Regions from separate parts of the Mus musculus genome. Here region 2 is linked to region 1. Evidence: chromatin loops called from intact Hi-C (ENCODE). Cell type or tissue: left cerebral cortex. All regions are shown on one strand. Each heading gives the region's core, and the rest is flanking DNA. Links, peaks and the distances in the headings are about the cores only. Region 1 holds the start of Plrg1 (pleiotropic regulator 1). Region 2 overlaps Map9 (microtubule-associated protein 9).

Region 1 (8,335 bases), core at 28-8,027:
CACACTGAGTTTCTTCTCTTGATAGTACAGTACATCAAATCCTGTTTGTTTGTTTGTTTGTTTGTTTGTTTGTTTCGAGACAGGGTTTCTCTGCATAGCCCTGGCTGTCCTGGAACTCACATCAAGTCCTTTTAACCTAGAGTGTCCAAACAAAGGCTGACCTTAGATACAGGAAAACAATGACTTCTTTCCAAACTTATGCTTCATTTGTCAGGGTGAATAGCATACACAGAGTTTCTTTATTTTTCCTTAGAGAAATATATAATCTGACAGTAAAAGTAAGTAAGATATGAGGATATACCTTCAAAATATAATTGATTTTTAAAAAACCAACTCTTCCTAATGATCTGGGCAGGATTTCATCACTGTGACATTTAAACTGTTGCTGATGTTAAAAGAACTATGTTGAAGAAGTTCAATAATTTTTTGAGATGTATGGTCTTACTAAATTTCCAGTCTCTGACAGGTCATCTCCTAGTGAGAGTGCATTGTGTAAGTCTGTGTGTTTTTAGTGTCTCTGCATACATAAGGCAGATCTTGTTCAACATGCAAGTTCCTTCAGCCACCTCTTCAAGCTGCTTGGACTGGCATTCTGAGCTTTAACAGTCATTCCCCACACAGTGCCTGTGGGCCTCCAAAAGGACAGATGATGTGGGAGGAGCTGGGAATACACTTAGGAACAAGGCATTCAAATCATTAATCACGGATTAAACATGTGAACTGACCCTCATGGATATGTGCCTAGCCAATGTTCATTTAGCCTATTTAATTCTTAAAACAACTACTTTGTACAGATGATAGAGCTGAGGATCAGAGGTTAACTACTTACAGGCACAGAGGTGGCAAATGCTGGTACCAGACTTGAGCAAGTCCAACTCAACAGGCCGTGTTTTGTGCCCACTAAACTATGGTGCCCAATGGAATGCATGTGCGAGCTATAGAATTTTACGTGTACTTTCTGTTTGCTGTTGCTGCTGTTTGGGACTAGCTCATCTATGGTTATTACAGTGTCTCTGGTAGGCACCCTCATTTTTGCTTATTCATTTCTTTCATTCATAGTTTTCAACCAGGTATATAGGATATACGTGGATGTTCATAGCCATGTGACAGATGTAGGTGATAGCTTGTAACTTTTAGTTTTGTAATCTCTAGAGTTATAGCCATTTAAACAGCACTCTGAGTTGTCTAATGGCCCCAAGCAGACGATTCCATCCAAGGAGAAGAAACATACTGAAATACTTAAGTGCTTTTACACTCCGCTGTCATTGGTGGAGAGCAAAGGGAGTGCTGTTTGCTAAGTCAATAGTGCAGTGTTCCTCACACTGGGTGATCTTCTTTTGTAAGTCAAGGGCAGTCAATCGGTGACAGAGAAAACAGATGACCCATCTTGCCCAACTGCTTCCTGGCACCAAAGACAAAGGCGTGCGACACACCCACCCCCACCCCAAGTTTTCAAGACACTTCTTGTGACTGTTTTTCAGTTCATGTGAGGCCTAGACTACACTGCACAAGGCAATTTGAACTAGGCAGCCATTTTGAGTTCCTCCTTTGTGCCAGGCGGGATAGTTCGGTGAACAAAGGAGACGAGGGCCATGAGTTTATGGGGAAAGACAGGAAATAGAAGTTAGCCACAGCAACCCGTGCTGAACGGTACAGAGTGAGAGGAGGCTTTTGCTTCGTGACTTGGGTACCAACCTTCGGAGGGAAATGGACATTAAAATGAAAAGGGCTTCTGAACTTGCAACTAGGGGCTGAGTAGCAATGAGTGCTTGCATCGCACACCTTGCACCTGGCGTATTTCAAATGTATCCGTTGAGTGAGTTTATAAGTATATGCATGGATAAACAGATAAGACCTATCAGTGACTCTGCTTGTTTACTCGGGCATGCGATTGCAAACGTTACAGTCATTAGTCTTTTTAGCATGCTTCTCTTAACTACAACTGAAGAGTAAGAGTTGAAGGCCAAGCTGAACTTCTGGCACAAACATCAGAACAGCGTGGCGGTAGGAGAAGGTCTGTGGCAGGCATAAAGAGTAGGAGGTCGCTGGGCGGTGGTGGAGCATGCCTTTAATCCCAGCACTTGGGAGGCAGAGGCAGGCAGATTTCTGGGTTCGAGGCCAGCCTGGTCTACAGAGTGAGTTCCAGGACAGCCAGGGCTACACAGAGAAACCCTGTCTCAGAAAACAAAACAAAAACCACAAAAAACAAAAAACGAAAGAGTAGGAGGTCGCTGTCTCTGCTGACAGCTTCCTTTGTTGATCCCTCTGCTGATCCTTGTGTGTAGCTGATAAGGAGCCATGGGGGCAGGGACAAGAGGACATTCTCTCATCTGACCAGATACGGATCATAGGAGCGATAGCAAGAAAAGGCTGCTTCTCTGCTTCTGTTGAGACCAACCACCACAAGCTTTAGGGATGTCTTTGGAGTTCAGGACTGGTTCTACAGTGGTCCTGTCAGTATGCTGGACGCGACAGGTGACCAAGAGTGGGTATGCTAGCCCTACCTCCTGCTAGTCCTATCAGAGTCTCTTAAGCAGATTGGAATCTGTAAAGGAAGTAAGCGGAGAATCAGATCCACTGACTTGGTTTCTCATTCACAGCAGCATTGCAGAGGGAAGACTCAGCTACTGCAGTCTCTGCTTAGACTTTCGACTCTTCAGTTAAACCTGTCAGGCCTTCTGCTTGTCCCAGTTGTACCAGGCCACATTCTACCTCACTGATCATTGCTCAACAGGCAAGGTACACTAATTGAAGGAGATTGAAAGGATTTGTATTACTGAATGAAAAAAAAACAGCTTTGTTAATGAAAAAACGGCTTTCCTTAAAATCTGCACGATTGTTTTCACACATACAAACGCAGCATTCATATTTATATTCGTAAATAATTTGTCATGTTTGCTTAAAGAAAGTGTCCTCTGCACACTTATGAAGAGCCATAGTGACCTCTACTGTCCAGAAAAGGCAGCTCGCAAGGTTAGCCAGAGCAGGTTTTTGCTTACTTTTAAAGACACGTACATCTTATTCTTTTCGTTTGTTTTGGTTTTATTCTCTGTGTAGTTCTGGCCCTGGCTATCCTGGAACTCAGAGATCCGACTGCCTCTGCCTCCTCAGTACTGGGATTAAAGGCGTGCGCCAACACCTCTGAACTGGGACTCCTAACCAGCCAAAGATCCTGGATCCCTTCAAATACAAGAAAATAGGAGGGAGGCCATAGCAAACAGAAAAACCCAGGTTCCTATATGAACAGGAGATCTGTGTATGATATGTGTGATTTATGGGTCTCATGACTAGATAATAGGATCACCCAAGCTATTCATTTAAGAAGGAAATTTTCACACGGGTGGCTTAATTCAAGAGCTGTAAGAAGAGTAAAACCTAGTGTGGTTTACCTCAGTAGACTGCCCTTATGAGCCTTGCATAAGCTGTGTTCAGGATGACTAAGGTATCTCACAAGTTTAATGAGAGTTGTCTAGTAGTTATATTAACATAGATACATTAAGGTCTTTCTTACATTTCCTTAGTGTTTTGTGATTTAAAATGTTCTTTTCTATGGCTATTACTATTTCCTTGCAACGTGCACAAACATTAGCCACTTTTACAGAAAATAAGATCCTTTGGCTAAACTCACATTCACATTTAGAAATGACTACTTGCGGGCTACAAAGATGGCGCTGACGTTAAGGCTCAAAACTAAAAAGACTAGAAATGTCCATTTTCAGGTTAAAAACACGACCTTCATGTTTTTAATGAATTAAAATATAAATCGAGCGAGAGCATTGCTGTATCGGCGCTACGTTTCATCCTTCTCAAAGTATTCGCAGTATTCTGAGGACGGTATCCGTGAACTTAACCACAGTTCAGGAAGACGCACAATCTGTGAAAACGCCTTAAGATCGCAAATAGCAACTACATCAATACAGAAAACATTTGAAAACGATCGATCATATAAGCCACAGATTTATTTTTAACCTGGGTAAATCACAAAACCTCAACACTTTAGCGTCAAGCCAAATAAAATAAAACCAACTTAAGTTCTCAACCTTTTTTTTTTTTTTTTTTTAATTGCTTGTTTAAGCTGGACAGTGGTGGCGGCGCACGCCTTTAATCTCTGCACTTGGGAGGCAGAAGCAGGAGGATTTCTGAGTTCGAGGCCAGCCTGGTCTACAGAGTGAGTTCCAGGACAGCCAGGGCTACATAGAGAAACCCTGTCTCGAAAAAAAGAAAAGAAACGAAAAAGTTGCTTGCTTAAAACCTCCAAGTAAGGAGCACCAAGCTTCTGGAAGCAGGTACCGCCCCTAAACGTTAAGGCTGGCGCGCTCCCTTAGCTCCGGCTGAAATCTCCGCCCTCAGGCAGGAGACTCCGCCCAGCTCCGCCGAGACCCGCCCTTCTGCCTGGAGACATCGTTCGTCCCCGCCCAAACCCCGCCCCAGTCCCGCCCAGCGGCTGCCGAAGTCCCGCTCTCCTCCAAGAGGCTCCGCGCAACTCCGCCTAGCTTCCGCCCTCCACCGCTAGACTCCGCCCCTCGACCCCTGCGCGGCGGGTTGCCAATACGCATGTGCGGTTAGCGTCACGTCCGGCGACGGGCCCCAATCTCCGGAAAGAGCTGCCGAATAGTGGCGGCGTTTTCTGCGGCGATTATTTGAGTTCCTTCGCTGCTGGAGGGGTAGACTAAACGGCGGCGACATGGTGGAGGTAAAGTGATGCTTGGGTACTTGGGAGTCGTTTGTCCCTGGAGCTTTGCTTTGCCCACGGAAGTGTAGGATGAAAGTGGTGGGAATCTGGGGAAAGGAACTGTAGTCAAAGCTGGTGGTCTCGGCACGTCGGGGTGGGAGGAAGGCCGATGACATCCCAAGTCCGAGCTTCAGTCGGCGGGAAGCCTGAGGGAATCCTGCAGTCCGTGTGTTGTCGTAGGTACCTGGCCGTCTCCTGGGAGGCGGGGCTTCTGATGTTCCCACCGTGGCTGGGATGCTAGTCCGTGCTGTCTTGTCAGTTCCACTGTTATTTCATCTCTACCGCAGTAGAGGCGTGCGGTTCTTGATTTTGTTTGTTTGTTTGTTCTTGCGTATCCCAAACGTTTCTTACTCCCACCCACTGCGTTCCAGGTCCACTGCAGTCCTCCGAGTCTAGCCTAACATCTTTTGCCCGGACTCATTCAATAACTTCCAGCTGGTCTAAGTGCTTAGGATTAACGAACACATTGCAGGAGTGTAGTTCAGTGCTGCTTTCTGTTCCAGTGTTATAGAGTAAAAATGTTGGTGGTGGCAGAGGTCTAAACCTCACCGACCCTGGAAACCCACACTTCCGCAGCATTCACAACTGCTGCGGTTCTGAGTTATCTGGACACCTTTGCAGTGGGATTTCCCACACTTTCACTGCTTGTACCTCTATTCCGTGTAAGGCTGTCTCCCTCTCTGCTTATCACCTGAGAGAAACCTTTCTTGATTATATCTACCAATTCTCCCCCCACCAACTCATCCCATTGCCTATTTTCATAGAACCCTCCAAAAATGTGGAATTATTTTGCTTATTTTTGTCTGTTGCCTCTTGAGTACACTGCATGCCGCATACAGTACTAGCTCGGTAAATATCTACTGAACACATTGTAGGCATTACTCAGTTACTTTTCTAAGAGCTCTGGCCAGACAGGAGCTTTCTCATCTTCGTTGTTGATTGCTGTAGTTTGTTACAGTTATTGAGGAGTGTATATCCTTCTCCATATTTAGCGTGGAAATTGCATAATGACTCTCATGTCGATTAGGGTGTATGGGTCTCTTGTTAGATGTGTGATTTTTGGCTGTCTCTTTACAGGAGGTACAGAAGCATTCTGTACACACACTGGTGTTCAGGTCATTGAAGAGGACCCATGACATGTTTGTGGCTGATAATGGAAAACCCGTGCCTTTGGATGAAGAGAGGTAAGCTTTATTCCTTTTCAGTTGCTAAAGTATTTAATATTAACAGAAGGGTGCAGAGAGAGGGGAGGAGGGGACTTTGAAAGGTCTTAAAAGTGCATACTCACAGGACGCTTGGGCAATAGCAAGTGGCTTTCTAGTGTAATATAAGTAATGGTAACTCATTTTTCTATTGTCTTGTCTTCTGCAGTAAAAACATCATTACCTAACTATAGTTTACAGGCACCCAGTGTGATGATTTGAAAGAGAATGGCCTCCATAGGCTCATGCGTTTAAATGCTTGCTTGGTCTCTAGTTGGTGGAGCTGTTTTGGAAGTATTAGGAGGTGTGGCCTTGTTAGAGGAGGTGTGGCCTTGGGGAGAAGCTGTGAGATTTCAAAAGCCTACACTATTCCCAGTTAGCTCCCTTATTGCTTGTCTACTCCCTCCCTCTTGTCCAGCCCCCCACCCCCACCCCACACATCATGCTTGCCAATCAGATGTAAGCTCTCGGCTGCTGCTCCAGCACTGTGCTTGCCTGCCTGCTCTCATGCTCCCTACTCTTATGGCCAAGGACTCTATCCTCTTGAGCCATGACCCCCTAGTTAAATACTTTATTTTCTAAATTGCCTCCAGAATGGTGTTTGCCATAGCAATAGAAAAGTAACCAGTACCCAGTAATTAGGGGCATCCCTGCTATGTCATCTTGTTTGTAGTGAATCAGTTTGTGTGTGATTTTAGCTTCTGCTCTCAGACTCTTTGTTTTGTTTTGTTTTGTTTTGTTTTTCGAGACAGGGTTTCTCTGTGCATCCTTGGCTGTCCTGGAACTCACTCTGTAGACCAGGCTGGCCTCGAACTCAGAAATCCGCCTGCCTCTGCCTCCCAAGTGCTGGGATTAAAGGTGTGCGCCACCACTGCCCGGCTTCTGGTCTCAGACTCTTGTTCTGCTGAAATTGTACTTGGCCAGTACTACTCCCATCTTTGCTCCGTGGTGTAGTGAAGAGTTTTGAGTGGCATATTTTTGCTTCTCGCCAGCCCTAGTCTGGGAATTGTGTTATGTGCAGTGCCTTTCTTTGCCCTTTGCTTTTTTTTAATAATCTACTTAATTTCCCTCATTTGCATTCATATTTAATTTATAAGGTAGATTATCTTTTTAAGTAATATAAGTACATTTCTCTTTAAAATGCTGAGCTAGCCAGGCGGTGGTGGCCCACGCCTTTAATCCCAGCACTTGAGAGGCAGAGGCAGGCGGATTTCTGAGTTCGAGGCCAGCCTAGTCTACAGAGTTGAGTTCCGGGACAGCCAGGGCTATACAGAGAAACCCTATCTCGAAAAACCAAAAAGTAAAAATAAATTTAAAAATATAAATAAAATGCTGAGCTAATTTAGTGCTTTCATTGGGTCTAACTTTTTAGACTACTAGTAAAGATATCTATACAATTTAACTATATTCAGACATTTAAAGTTTAAGCTATATTAGTTTGTGTATGTCTTTAATTCACTTGGACCCTTGAGGTCTCATCCAAAAAGGTTTTGTGTTTATTGGGCTGCAAACTAAGGTCTTACTTTGCTTTGAATGAATACTGTATGATAGATTGTGAGATAAAGTAAACGTATATGGTATGGAAATGCATTTTAGAATGTTGTAGTTGTTAAAATACTATGTAGCTTGAGAAACCTCCTGCATCTGTGACATGGAGTACCGTGTCTGCTTCTGTGCTTCTCTGGTTAGCTGACTCTTTTCACTGGTGAGTGTGTTTCCAGTACTTACGGGTGCATTTCATCTTTATGATCTTTACATAGTCACAAGCGGAAAATGGCAATCAAGCTTCGCAATGAGTATGGTCCTGTGCTGCATATGCCTACTTCAAAAGAGAACCTTAAGGAGAAGGGACCTCAGAACGCAACAGACTCATATCCTCATAAGCAGTATCCCGCCAACCAAGGTGAAAACCATCGGGTTTACAAGTGAATTTTTAAAATAGGAGAAAATGTCTCCTTAGAGCTTCCCTGGGGGCACTGCTTAGTTGTTGCTGTGATGGTGGCCGTTTTGATGAGCTCGTCAGAGTAGTAATGAAGATGCTTAGGTGAGGACTTTTTCTAGAAAACAGAATGTATGATTATGATTCTCTTAGGAGGTAGGCAAGATTACAGTGGTGTCTACAGGGAAAACTCAAGTTGATTCCTAGCCTGTGGGGAGACCATCTGTGAGTTCTTTATCTTGAAAAGATGAAATTATAGTTACAAAGACTCTGCTATTCCATGTGAAACTATTTACTGTGAAGAACAGCTGGAACAGGTCAGTGGGAGGGGCGCCTTGACTTATTAGCAGCTTACAGGCAGAACCATCAACTCCCTGCCTTTCTGAGGCTTCTGTAGAGTTGGAAAGGAAAACTTAATATTTATAATACCTTTGAAAAGGCAGTACTTGGATAAAGGCAAAC
Region 2 (8,335 bases), core at 139-8,138, 670 kb before region 1:
CATGAGCTATAAGCAGCAGGGCTGATTGTGAACTTAGGATTTGTGTGACCAGCAGATTCAGTCACAGAAATTGACTTTGATCAGAGTTTAGCCAAGAAGTTGGATGCTACACACTGCCTTTCAGTTTTCCTGTTCTGTTTTTCCAATTCCTGTTATGACCTCTGACCCGCATTCCCCTCACGCCGGAGATTTTTGTCCTGCCCCCACTGTGATTCGGCTCTGTTCCTCTCACCTGAGAGCCCCTGCTCTTCTCTCCCGCTTCACTGTACTGATCCACACTAACATAGGCGCACAGGGACGCGTTCCTCCACTGAGCAGCATGGGGCCAGGCAGTTCTTTGTGCAGCAGCCTCCAGGGGCTGCGCCTCTGAGTGCTGAGTGTGCCCTTGGGCTCTTTTGCTGCTGAATTAGGTCACCTCTGTGATGCAATCTAGGTCTTCTAAGGTTGAACCGCATTCGAGGCCTTAATGAGGCTTAGAGAGTAAATTCATTATGTTTGAATCACAGCAGCTCTGGTACAGCCCCTGCATGTTTTAGTGCTGTTCCCTTAGTTAACATTTGGTATATGTTCACGTTATAGGACAGTTCTGCCTAGCACCAAAACAGGGATCAAGCCAAGCATCACACCCAGTATGCCTTGGGCAACTTACCGTAGTTTATAATCTCTTAACTTTCATGATATTGTTACTAAACATTTTATAGGACCAGTTAGCCTGGCGTAGTTTATTTGGAAAACATTTATTAGCATCCTCCCAAGGTCAAAAGATGCTTCGTTCTCATGAATTCTAAGTAGGGCAACGGGACAAGTGCTTTGACATTGCAAAAAGCAGGGAATAATTGGAGGAACGATTTTTGTAGATCAGCTTGTTCAAATTATTCTCACTAAGTTAACTGCTTTGTCGCTTCCTTGTATGGTAACTGTTGAGACATTTAAAGGCAAATACATACTTCTGAATTTATGTATAGGCTTCGACCTCTGTGTAGACACATCATTGAATGCTTTTCTTGTTTTTTGGTTTTGTGTTTTTAATCAACATAGAAAAAAGCTGCTAAGAGAGAGGAAGCCCTGGCATCATTTGAGGCCTGGAAGGCAATGAAAGAGAAGGAAGCAAAGAGAATAGCTGCAAAAAAGAGGCTGGAGGAAAAGAACAAGAAGAAAACAGAAGAAGAAAATGCCATGAGGAAAGGCGAGGCCCTGCAAGTGAGTGCCCCCGGGGGTGGGGGTGGGGGGGCATGACTCTGCTCTCGGTGCCCTTCAGTGCTGGGCTTGAATGCAGGATTTTTTGTACTTAGGCTGATCTCAGAAAAAGCCATGGCAAGTAAAAGAGTCACTCTGAACTTTTTTAGGCATTTGAAAAATGGAAAGAGAAAAAGCTAGAATACCTCAAAGAGAAGACCAGGAGGGAGAAAGAATATGAAAGAGCAAAGAAACAGAAAGAAGAGGAAGCGGTTGCTGAGAAAAAGAAAGACAGTTTAACTGCTTTTGAAAAATGGTAACTCCCCCCACGATGCGCAGTTCGGTATTTCATGGTAATGCTTGAGGCTTCCCTAAGAAATTAGTTACTGCTTACAGGTCTCCTCCGGCCTCTCAACCTCATGGCTTTCAAAGCTACAGGAGGCCATCGCCGGCATATACTCTTCTTTAACCTCCCAGTGTTTCATGTTCTCCCACACAGGAGTGAGAGAAAGGAAGCTCTCCTCAAGCAAAAGGAGAAGGAGAAAATAAATGAGAGAAGAAAGGAAGAGCTGAAGAGAGCCGAGAAGAAAGACAAAGACAAGCAAGCCATCAGTGAATACGAAAAGTGGCTGGTATGTGTTCCGTGCAGATGAACTTGACCCTTTAATTTTAACTTTAACTGACTTTTTCTTCCTTTTCTGCTTCTCATTCCCAGTCCTCGTCCACCTGGAGTGCACCTTGTTGTGCTCAGCCTTTCCTCCTCTGAGATCAGATTCCCCCGTGGCCTCTCATGTCTGACCTTGATTCTGAGCTTGACACAAGCATCTGAGCTTGTAGCAGTTGGGATGCTCTAGGCCTGCATCCCTGCCTCAGTCCCTTCCCATCATGCCTATTCTTGCTTCTGTGCCTCATGCCTCTGACCTCATAGAAAGAGACAAATGCACGGAGGGGAGGGGAGAGTCTTGTAGATGTGGTCAGCCCCTGCATGCAATAGCACTGAAGTTAATGGTGGTGAGGAACCTAGTCTATTTCTCATACTCTTTCGATCTCACTGATGATCTAGGGAAGGGGGTTTCATGTAGGCATTGTTTAAAGAAAGGGATCAACTGTGAGGTTGGAAGGTACAATATCCAGCTGCCCTTCATGTGTGAGTAATAAATACTTGGTTTTAATTTACATATGTTAACAAGTTACATTTAGTTACTTTATTTTAAAACAAAGACTCATTTTCTTAATTTTAAGTAATAATACCCATGAATATTATACTTTGTGCAAGTAGATGGCATTCCTATGACTAAATCACATAAAATTTTTTCCATAATCCATCTAACAGGGCTTTGGTTTTTTTCTCTTCATAGCTGACTTAACTGAATTCAGCCATCTGCTCTCTGAAAGCATCAGGTTAGGGTTTGTTTTGTTCTGTTTTGACTTGCATATCTCAGACTGAACTTGAGCATGCTTGTTTTCAGCTATAAAGATGTATTAGGAATGTATATTCTGTAAATTGTCGCATTATAGACACACACAATTTTTCTATTGGAATTGCCTTTTTCTTACTGATTCTAGCAGCCTCTGTATAGTAGGGAAATATACTCAGAGTCTCTGACAGAAGCTGCAGGTTTTCCACCCACTCTCCTCTTGCTTTCTCAGCTTGGCTCATCAGTGTCTGAGGCCATGCCCATTCCAGTGTTGTTTTAGATTTGTCAGTCTTCTCTTTTGACCTTTGATTCTCAAACCTAGGTGAAAAGAGCTTCCCGTAATTTGCAGCTCCCCAGTCTCTCTCATTCTTTTGTAGCTCTGATCTATCTTCCCATTTCCCCTGTCTGCCCTCAAGTTCTTTTTTGCATGACAGGAAATTTGATTCCTACTTCATTTTCCCAGGACATGTGTTTTACTAATTGACGCATCTTGTCTTTGTGGTGCAAGAGCTCAGCGTCTCTCCCTGCCCTGGGGGCTCTGTTTCTTGACCTTGTGCTCCACTGTCTCAGTAGATGTGGAACTTTTCTAGTGCTAGCCGTTCCGTTGCTGGGCTTCATGTATCGTGCATCTGGGTGATACAACCCCACGTCACAGTGTTTCTTCCGGGGAGTCTTTCTTTTTCATACACTTTTTAGGATTAGCACCCCCTACAGCTCACAAGACCAACTTTATTCCTTAAAAGCAGAAGACATGATAAAGCATTTAGGAGTAAAATGGATAATCATGCATGACCAACCCAGGCCAAGTCTTCAGGAGACTCAGCGCAAAGCTCTCGGATAGAAACCTTAGACTGGTGATGGAAAGGTGTCCATTCTAAGTCAGCAGTCTTGACTGGAAAGCAGGCATCATCTGCCAGTGTGTGGGGACTCTTGTACTGCTTCATGACAATTCCACGCAGGGAAATAACAAATTAGATGGTCAGTATTAGCTAGTAGGCCCCATCTTTAAAAATAAAACATGAAAAAGTGTGATGTTTGAATGAAGTGGTTGGTATTTTGTGATCTTTTAAAGCTAATGCTTGAGATTCGTTTGTTTTTTTGTTTTTTAAATATTAGACTACTTCCCATATCAGATAATTTGTGTTACTGATGATATCACTTGGGTAATTAAATTTCAAAGTTTGAAGTTTCCATTTTATTTCCAAATATCCTTGAAACTGGAGTAATATTCCCATTCCTGAGCACACTTGACTATTGAACCATTATTAGATTGCAGGATTGACGCGTTCGTTCTCACCATTACTTGGGAAAACAAAACATCCTCAAAGCCTTAAGAGCTGCTCGCATATCGCACCTTGCAGTGAAACTTCACCCAGGAATGCACCCCAGAGCAGGAACGCACAGCACACTGCTGGCCCACTCTCCAGCTTACCCATTTGTTTTAAAACTTTATGCTGGCAGAGGAAACTGTAAAGACGAGGAAAGAACCCAGACGCACACAACTAATAGGAAACCTCTCCTAACTCTTTTACCTACTCTAACATTGTTGTATCCCATTACCTGATAGTGAGGGTAAGAATTACCTATGGATTCTCGGCATCCTACTTCTTAGGTCAAACTTGTTTCAGGTTCCCTCTTGGAAGCTAGATTGCAGAAAAAGAAGCAGAGCTGCATCAGGTGATGTAAAGACAGCCTTTTCTTTGGAAGGTTCTGAATGGTTCCTCTTTGCTTCAGTAGGAATATCAAGCATGCAGACATCCTCAGGAGCAAGGCTGTGAATGTTGAGACCTCGCCTCACTTTTCTTGACTGACAGATCTTGACTTCCGATGGAGCTCTTACCCTGCCACATTGTTCTCATGATACATCTCCATCTTCGTCTGTACTGATGGGAGATGCAGACAGCCAGCATCCACTCTAGTGTCTTCCCCAAGCCGCCAGCCGGCAGAGGCGGGGCTGCCTCCGGGCCTCATGGGAACCACTGCTTTTCTGAGTCATAGAAGGAAGCCAGAAAAAAGAACTGCATGTTTGGTCTTAGCCGAGAATCAGAAACAGAGGAGATCTAAGTTTTAGGATGGAAGAGCAAGAGTTGTTCAAACACCAAGTAAAATGTGTCTAGATGAATGTGTAGATTTTGTATTAACGCCTAGATAGAGTTTTCTTCCAAATAAGTATAAATGAGAAGGGACTCAAATTTACCTGCTATAATAATGTGGAAACATGAAAGATAGCAGTTCAGTGATAAGAGGAAATGCCACTACTAAAAGTGCCTTCTAGTCTCCTGTTGTCATTGCTCACTGCCTGCATCTGCTAACCTAGGCCTAGTCCTGAAAGCTTCTAGCCTCCGTACTGTCTTACCTAGGCCTATATTGGTTTCAGCCTCTGACACTTACTACTGATAAGCTCACCCTTTCTCGTTCTTTCTGAGCTCTGGCTGGCTGGTTCAACTTAGCTGTTCTGTCTCAAACTCCTCTCCAAGCTGACTGGTTGTACTTACCTTCTCCTGAATTGTGCTGCTTGGCCTTAAACTAACTCTGGCTCCTTCTTATCCTCTGGCTCATTCTGTCTTCACCTGTGTCTAGCTTATTCTCTCCTGCAACCTGTCTATGAACAACTGTTCCAGTAAAACTGCCTCCTTTCCTCTCTCCTCTCTCTACACTGCTTTCTTTTTTTTTTTTTTCTTTTTTTTTATTACGTATTTTCTTCAATTACATTTCCAATGCTATCCCAAAAGCCCCCCCCCCCCACTCCCCTACCCAACCATTCCCATTTTTTGCCCTGGCATTCCCCTGTACTGGGGCATATAATGTTTGCCTGACCAATGGGCCTCTCTTTCCAGTGATGGCCGACTAGGTCATCTTTTGATACATATGCAGCTAGAGTCAAGAGCTCTGGGATACTGGTTAGTTCATAATGTTGTTCCTCCGATAGGGTTGCAGATCTCTTTAGCTCCTTGGATACTTTCTCTAGCTCCTCCATTGGGGGCCCTGTGATCCATCCAATAGCTGACTGTGAGCATCCACTTCTGTGTTTGCTAGGCCTCGGCCTAGTCTCACAAGGGACAGCTATATCACCGTCCTTGGAACAAAGGCTTGCTAGTGTATGCAATGGTGTCATCACTTGGAGGCTAATTATGGGATGGATCCCTGGATATGGCAGTCTCTAGATGGACCATCCTTTTGTCTCAGCTCCAAACTTTGTCTCTGTAACTCCTTCCATGGGTGATTGTTTCCAATTCTAAGAATGAGCAAAGTGTCCACACTTTGGTCTTCGTTCTTCTTCAGTTTCATATGTTTTACATATTGTACCTTATATCTCGCTATACTAATCTACACAGCTTTCTTAAGTAGCCTCTCTTGTTCCTCTCTCTTCTCATGTGAATTAGGCATATCCTATTCTGTTGTATCTTTCTCTGATTTATTAATTTGAATGGCACTCAATTAGATATCAGTTTCAAACATGGGTGCATTTTTCTATAAACTAACTTCACCTTCATTGTTTGGAATTAAAGGTGTGTACTCTCAGGGCTTTTCTATTCCAGCCGAGGGACAAAACATTTGTGCCAAGGGCTGAGCCACACCACAACTAGAAATAGTTTTTTTCAGTAAATAATACAATCTTGGGTTTCACAATGTGATCAAATAGTCTACAACAGCCACTAATCTTCTTCTTCAACCAATAAAACAGAAATATTCTACCTCTCCCCTCTGCGAAGCTGCATTCTTTCTCTCTCTAAATCATCTGCCTCATGTGTCCTGGAACTTAATCAGAAATAAAAATGAAATAATGAAGTCTCTACTCAGCAGCTCCTGCCAGCTCTGGTTCCTCGTATTCTGCTTGTCTTTACTTTTCTAATGCTCTAGAAAGCTGGTGGACACTTCTGGGATTCCTCACACTGCCCAGCCCCCTCCTCCCTTGCTTTGTCCCTGTCACCTGCAAAACCAAAACCAAAACCAAAGTAGAAAAGTTCTTGGATTGGCCAAGCCACCTAGTGCTGTAACACTTGGTTCACTCCCCCTGAGATGGTAGCATGCTCACATAAACACACACACACACACACACACACACACACACACACACACACACACACACATACACACACACACACACACACACACACACACACACACACACACACACATACACACATACGTGCTCCTCCCTCAGTGTCCTCCCAATACTCTCTGGCATATGTCCTTACAGTCCTTTGCCACCTGAACTCTGGATAGTACCATGACTTATGTCCCATTATTCCCATGTGGCATGACTCTCCTGTCCCCCATGCCTTGGTCCCAAAGGCTTCCTTTTTGTTTCCTCTGACATCACCAGCTTTTTCCCAGATTTTCTGAACTATGACTCTTGACACCTCTCTGCTTGCAAACTCTTCCCCCAGTGAGTCCCCACATGCTGTGGCCTTCCAATGTGTATCAGCTCAGGCGGGTGCGCCTGTACTTTAATCCACGTTTCTGTGGACACACATTGCTCCTCTGTCCTCTGTTTCATAAAAACTCACACAATTTTGGGTTATATGTTATCAATTTACTTGTTTCTCACCTGTCCATTTTGAAACTTTTCTGAGCAACAGAAAGCCTGTGTGTCTCAGTGTTTGCATTGATAAGCACTCTGAGCATGACCCCAAGTGTAAGGTAACTGCTTGACATTTGAGTGAAGGAACAAACGTCCAGGTGTCACAGTGCCAGAAGAGTAGAAGCTCCACCGAGACCTCGGAGCCTATCACACACGAGGACGTGATGTGTGAGGAGTGGCGCACATTAGTGGTGGCAGGAGACTTGCTGTTGGTTAATGCCTTTGAGATTTAGACTTCCAGGCTTTGTTTTAAAGCAGGAAAAAAAATGTCCAAAGGATTAGTGCAGTTCATAGAAAATTCCATGCTACTGCCAAAACCAAAATAAAATGAAACTCAGTGTCTCCTGGGTCTGACACGCTTTCTAAACCTTTAATTGCTCAGGGTCATCAAGGAATAAAGCCATGCTATCAAATTGAAAAGCATCAAGGTATCCTAATCTAAGATTCAGTGTGGATGCTGGCAGGCAGGTCAGTGCCCACAGCTGCTTACGAGAATAAAAGGTTGATCAGTGAAACTAAACATAGGTAAACAGTGGGAAGGTTGGGGGAGGGAAATATTCTGTGGGACCTGAGGGAGCTGACACAGGGCCTCAGAGCTGGTCCTGCTCAGAGGCTGCTCACGTGTTCTTAATATGCTCCACTGCTTTCTGAGGCTGACTTCTGTCTTAATAACATTCTGTAAAACCTAACACTCAAATTAACAAACAGAACTCACAAGGACAGTATTTATATCATTTGAAAATACCGAAACTACTAAAAATTAAAAGCACTGGTATCTATGCAGTTAGATAAATCAAATAGTTGAACAAAAGACTCACAGCAAGGGCAAGAAATTGTAATGTGCACAAGCTCAATAAAATGTGAGACTAGATCTTTCGGCATCTGGGATGTCCTGCGCTGCTGTGGCACATCAGACATGGCTCTTTCCGGTCTCCTTCCGGAAGTGTGTTACCCAAAGGTCACCACTAACTTCAAAGTCACGATGTTTGTTATAAACCTGCACAGTCACAGGTTTTCTATTTTGGTTTCTGAGGCACAGTCTTGCTGTGTAGACAGAGCTGGCCTCCAACTTAACGAGACTCCTCTCTCAGACTCCCAAGAGCTGGGATTGTGTGTGTATCCCCATGCTGAAAACATTACTTCTTGTCACTGCTAA

Evidence for each region. Peaks named below come from ENCODE experiments on the same cell type or tissue, not always from the same donor. Only the 100,000 strongest peaks of a DNase experiment are listed, where the experiment ranks them.
Region 2: it touches region 1 in a loop (6-fold over the local background); 3 of 42 quality-filtered maps call a loop at or near these places.

Annotation. Positions count from the first base shown.
Region 1 is chr3:83,050,962-83,059,296 of GRCm38, forward strand. It overlaps Plrg1 (pleiotropic regulator 1), which reads left to right and starts at 4,577. Exons shown (of 15, transcript NM_016784.3): 1 at 4,577-4,693; 2 at 5,810-5,916; 3 at 7,695-7,837. The coding sequence starts at 4,685. In left cerebral cortex, for the core only: CTCF peaks have their summits at 2,957 (motif pointing left) and 4,519; DNase peaks (open chromatin) are centred at 1,875, 3,006, 4,481 and 4,908; H3K4me3 peaks cover 1,858 bases; H3K27ac peaks cover 479 bases.
Region 2 is chr3:82,382,170-82,390,504 of GRCm38, forward strand. It overlaps Map9 (microtubule-associated protein 9), which reads left to right. Exons shown (of 14, transcript NM_001081230.1): 11 at 1,039-1,200; 12 at 1,347-1,492; 13 at 1,676-1,808. Among named protein-coding and RNA genes, the nearest start is that of Map9, 28 kb to the left of the region's middle. In left cerebral cortex, for the core only: a CTCF peak has its summit at 3,354 (motif pointing left); DNase peaks (open chromatin) are centred at 445, 2,743 and 4,538; H3K27ac peaks cover 597 bases.